2 separate regions of the Homo sapiens genome follow, and region 2 is linked to region 1. The links are chromatin contacts, found by Hi-C or POLR2A ChIA-PET in ENCODE. All regions are on one chromosome and are shown on one strand. Each heading gives the region's core, a stretch centred on a gene start or an enhancer-like site at or near the end of the contact. The rest is flanking DNA. Distances are from core to core; before and after follow the strand shown.

Region 1 (2,609 bases), core at 52-2,551:
TGAAGTTATCAGCAATGGAGTAACAACCATTGAGACTACTTTGCAGAACCATATTTCTAAAGCCTCATAATTAACTACAAAATTTGAAAGAGAAACACCTAAGTGGACGTGGTGAGTGAGATGGGTGGGAACAATTCTCTGAGAAAGTAGAGTCAGTCCCATGTTTTGATGAGAATTCCTGTGGTACAGCCCTGCTGAACCAAGCTTGGCGGAACATACTTTTTTTTTTTTTTTTTTTTTTAACAGAATGAAAGAAGGACAAATCATGAAAGAAGACAGATCTAAAAACAGACATGATTGGTATGCAAAGGGATGAGTACAGAACACTTGAAGGCTGTGTATATCTGAGTAAAACACTTATTTTCTAAGCCTTCTGTACAGAATCTTTATTTCACTGGATATAGGCAGCACCCAGAGAACTTTGTGGGGAAAAAGTCAACACAATAAAGAGATACTAGAGAAAATTGTTGTGATATTTATGAACTGTTTTATGAAAAACTTCTCCTTGAACATGAAGCTTAACACTGTAATAGTGACTTTGATTTATTCTGCTATAGAAACCTAGCAGAGAAGGTTAACTTAAGATAACTTTGATTATTCCTACGACATTAGCTCAGAGAATATTTTTTGGAATCTTCATCAGCACTCAACAACAGGAGCACCAGGTAACGCCATTTACTGAACAACTACTATGTGCCACACACTGCATTAGAGGTTTTCTTTATACATTTTTTATCAATTTTAATTTATCACTTGGATTTTATATGGATTTATTCGATTCCTACAATAACATTATAAAACATTATCTCCATTTTAAAGATTCAAAAACTGAGCCTCAAAGAGATTAAATAACTTGTCCAGGTTGTGTAACTACATTGCAGAGCCAGGATCCAAATCCACATCTGTCTGCATCAGACAGATGCAGATGCCAAGGCTGGCAGGATCAGATCTTAGCTGGGCACTTGCAGAACAAAGCAGGGCTTTTGGAAGTAGTCTTAGGATGGACCCCCAAGAATCCTCAGAAACTGTGCCAAGCCAGGTCCAGATGCAATATACTGAAATATTCTTTATCTTCTTCCCCATTTGGGGACCTTAGTAGGTGATTCTGTTTCTCTGCATGATGCATGTACCTTGCTGGGTGGCTGTGGTTGTTGGCAGAAGAACCTTCCTGCAGACTGGCCAGGAAATCAGAAGGAGCAAGGGCAGGCAAAGTTGACTGCAAGAGGCAGATGACTTCCCAACTCCTATGGGTCTGTGTGGGTTGGTAGCTTAAAGCTACAGGGAAACTGGCTACTGCCCAGCAATCCTCTTTGTCTATTGTTGACTCTAGTTGCACCCCACAGCAGCCTTCTAAACCTCTTTGCAAATAACCCTGCCTTTTAGTTTGCTGAGAGGATTGAGGTCATCTAGCATGGATTCTGTTTTTCTCCTCTCATCACTATTCGGTCTCCCTCAGGAATCAAAGGAAGAGTGGGCCTAGCCTCCTTCCAAGAGCCTCTCTGAGATGGGAGAATGGATTTCTGATATGGGCCATGTCTGGTCTGGCACTTCCTAAAGAAGCTGCTCTGGTTCTGTCCCAGAGTTCCAGCCACCAGCACCCACACACATGGGCCCAGCTTAGCTGCCCCTCCCTCACAGCCCAACCAGGGCTTTGGCCCCCTATCCCCTTTGACTGAGAGAAAGCATTCCAGACTCCTTTCCCAGAGCCCCTTGATCTGGCTGTCTAATTAGGAGACAGTCGATTCAAAGCCAGACCACTAACAATAAGAAGGGAGAGGCTCGGTTTCAGGCCATGCAGGAGGTTGTGGTTGAGAGAAAAGGGCCCAAGAGAAAAGAATCCAAGTCAGTGGTGGTAATCGGGGTTCGGAACAATTCTTTAGCTGAAGGGAGGGTGGCTGCAGTGGCCGATTGTCTAAATTTTATAGATTCAGGTACAGCCCCAGAGCAAACATCCTTAGCTTGACCAATGTCCAGATCATGAGCAGATATCAAGTGCCCAATATTCTGCTCGCTAATCTTTGGGTACTATGACAGAACACTTCTAAAATTAAGTTGCTGCAGAAAGCACTTACTTCTATTGGGGGTAGCTGAAATAAACCCCAATGTAGTAAATACCAAGAGGATTTAAGATTTCATTAAGATGATACTGACTAGATAATGCATTGCTTCTCAATCAAAAGTTGCTTAAGAAAGGGATCTGTAGCCCAGAAAATAGGGTGATTAATAGATTTCGTCAAATAAATAAACTTTTAGAATATCTCTTGAGATCCATATAGATTGGACCCAATCTCGTATACCACCTACAGGATGCAATTCAATATAGATATATTGAACACCTACTTTGTTCTAGGTATTAGACTGATCATTGGAGATGCATGGAAGCAAGATTAAATCATATTGGCTTTTCTGTACTTATTAAACCACTAGTGAGGACTAAAATACTTTGAAATGACTTGGTAAAGAAAGCGTTAAAGGGAGAAAATGAGAAAAATGATATGCTCGTTTTAGACAAGAATTACACTGTGCAGTTCTCGTTTTTTCTCTACTGCACCTACAGCATTCTGAGCCCAGCAGTTAGACAAATACTCGTCAAGCTGAATTAACCAGAA
Region 2 (2,609 bases), core at 69-2,568, 120 kb after region 1:
CTTAGGAAGCCTGGCTTGCTTCTATTCTTTTCTCCTCCTCCCCCCTACTTCAAGCAAAAGCACTTGAGATTCAGGAATGTTTTTAAATTCAAATACAAAGAGAAGGAAAGGAAGCCAAACGACCTGAGACAGGGGTTGTGGCTTAGAACAGACCAAGGTTCATTCCTCGAGCCTCCTCTCTCTCAGTCTCCAAGTGTCCCCCCATTCCCGGGTCCCGGTGCAGATGATGCTGTGCTGCGGTCTGAAGACTGAGCAACAGGAGTCCGCCCCCCTCGCAGCTCCCTCCCCGACCCGCTATCTCCAGGTGGGTTGTCGAGCACTGGCGAAACCTGCGGCCCAACCCTTCCTAGGCAACGGGAAAAACGTGCTCAGGAGTTCATTCAGCGAAAGCGCAGAGCAAGGCTGGGGGCCTGTCACCGGGGAGGTGGCACTTGATAGGTTGGGTTTTGCTTTTTGCATCTTCATCCCTCTCTTCCAAGCTGTCTCCAGGAAGGGCTGCCTTCGTCCACATTTCCTCTTTCCCCCAGGGGTTCCGACCCTCGACCAGCAGAGTGACTAGGGCTCTGGCTCCCTCAGTTTCGAGTCTTTACTCGCTGCTGGGCGACAGTGCAGCCACCTGACCTGGCCCTCGCCCCCAGAGAGTGCGGCCCGGCCGCGGTCTGCAGCCCACCCTGGGTGTCCACATCCGAGGGGCGCGATGGGAGCAGGCTGCTTTCAGAACCCTGCTGGAAGACTGAAACTTGATCTGTGAGATGCAGGCTTCTAAGCCCAGCCTTCTGACAAGGACCCTGGCAACCCGCGGGAAAGGCGACTACCCTCGGGGGAGCGGGCGAGTGCGCTTCTACAAGCCCCTTCATTACATGCCCCGTGTGGGGAAGGTGGGACGGGGCGCGGCTGCCTCAACCCGAACCCCTGAGATGCAGTCCCCGGATGCTACCGCCCGTCGGCCAGCTCTAGCCCTACCTCAAAAAGCTGAGGGATTTCCCTCCGGGCCAGATACTCCTTGGCATCGTTGGTGTTCATGGCTGTGCCGCGCGTGCCTTGGGGCGCAAGCGGGGAGGCTCCCGGGCTGCGGCGACCTGAGCCGGGGCTGAAGCTGGGGCTGGCAGAGTCCGCGCCGAGCAGCGGTGCAGCCCTCTTTCTCACGCGCACTCAGCTCAGCCTCTCCGCCCAGGCCAGGGACCCCCTCCGCCTCTCCCCGGGGGCTGTGGTCTCCGCGCTCCCGCCGCCCCCGCTTCGGTTCCAGCCCCCGAGCCGGAGCTGCAGGCGCCGAGCAGCTGTGCCGCGGCTTCCCGGGCTGCCAGGCAGCGCGGCCGCCAGGGGTGGGGCGCAGGGAGCGGAGGAGGGAGGACAGCGTGGCGAACGCAAGGCAGCAGCCGGCCCGCCTCTCCGGTTCAGCGCGCCGCGCTCCGCGCCTCCCCGAGCCGGGTCTGCGGCGGCTGCCGGTCACGCTGCGCGGGCTGGCGCGAGGTGCGGAGGTGGGGGCGGGCACGCGCAAGGGGTCGTAGTCATACCCCTCGGTGCGGCACCGGCGCCAGAGCGCGACGCTTCACTGCGTGCGCCGCCCAGGGATGCAGCTACCGGGGACCAGGTGGCCAAGGGAACAGGGTCGGGGTCTGTAGGAACCTGCGACCGTTTCGCTTCTCCGGACCTTGTACGCACACAGACACACTCGCACGCACATACACGGTTACCTCCGGGTCTCCGAGGAACTCCCAGGAAAAACCTAATAGTCACAGGATTTATCATTTATTCCTAAGGTTACGGATCTTTCACTATAGGGAGCTGTGGGGAAGGGGGAAAAGGGGATTCATGGTGTGGAATCCAACCCTTCAGATAATTTTTAGATCTTGAGTATCTCTATCCTTCAGGAAAGTTTTGCTAGCTGGTTTCGAATTTTTACCCTGTCGGTGTCACAAATCTTTATAGACTTTAGGATAAGGCCTTAGTGTGAGCCTGAAATCCTAATCAACTGAAGGACTAATAAGTAGTCAACTAGTTAATTATCTCCATGGAGAAGAAGGGACAGTGGAGGAGAAAGGTGGGTGGTAGTGGAGAGCTAGAGATGCTTAAATTGCAAATGTGTTTAGTAGGTGGGGAGGGTGGGCATCATTAATTAGACCTGAAGAGTGTGCAGTCCGTGGACAGTGTCGTATCAGAGCACCCCTGGGGGAATATGAGTGAGTATGAGTGGGTGCGCTAAGGCATAATGGTTAATGGATCTTCCTGCTGCAGACCATTGTTAAGGTGTAACCCATCTTCCTCCTAGCTCCCAAGATGACTCAATTCCCTGCTAAGATGTCTTCACATTGCCTATTTGGGAGATAGTCCTTGCCCCCGGAGAATATGATCTCTAACTTCCCACAAAGCCTAACACTGTAGGAGGGTGTGTGAGAGAGGACACTTTGGTAGGCACTGGTATCTGGGGTCTGGCTGGAGAAAGAAGCAACGCTGCCACTGCTTTAAAAAACTATAGAGTCTGAATGTCCATTTCAAGTGCTTCTTTGCAGATCTTTTCTTGGTTCTATTTCTTGTTCCGGAAACAACTGCAGCTCAAGCCTTAACTACAGCTGCAGCTTTGTTTTACCTGAGGGAGTAAATGAACTTTT

The links. A loop is a pair of places that touch in the nucleus more often than their neighbours do. ChIA-PET counts read pairs that join two places held with the same protein, here RNA polymerase II (POLR2A). Pooled maps may share reads with other maps.
Region 2: a loop to region 1 is called in a map of dorsolateral prefrontal cortex, with 5 times the contacts of the local background. The contact joins the promoter of AK5 here to the enhancer-like site in region 1. A Hi-C loop is called at or near these places in 3 of 168 maps with a recorded cell type or tissue (dorsolateral prefrontal cortex and posterior cingulate gyrus) and 3 of 50 pooled maps. POLR2A ChIA-PET finds 5 or more read pairs at or near these places in 2 of 52 experiments (OCI-LY7 and activated naive CD4-positive, alpha-beta T cell).

What each region holds. Positions count from the first base shown.
Region 1 is chr1:77,398,566-77,401,174 of GRCh38, reverse strand. All of the region lies in intron 6 of AK5 (adenylate kinase 5), which reads right to left. Among named protein-coding and RNA genes, the nearest start is that of AK5, 120 kb to the right of the region's middle. Within about 2 kb of position 1,301, at least 2 of the 41 ENCODE cell types and tissues checked have a DNase peak (open chromatin) inside an H3K27ac peak, as active enhancers do; they include dorsolateral prefrontal cortex, where a contact is called at or near this core.
Region 2 is chr1:77,280,728-77,283,336 of GRCh38, reverse strand. It overlaps AK5 (adenylate kinase 5), which reads right to left and starts at 1,318. Exons shown (of 14, transcript NM_174858.3): 1 at 964-1,318. The coding sequence starts at 1,023. RefSeq lists a silencer at 1,399-1,458.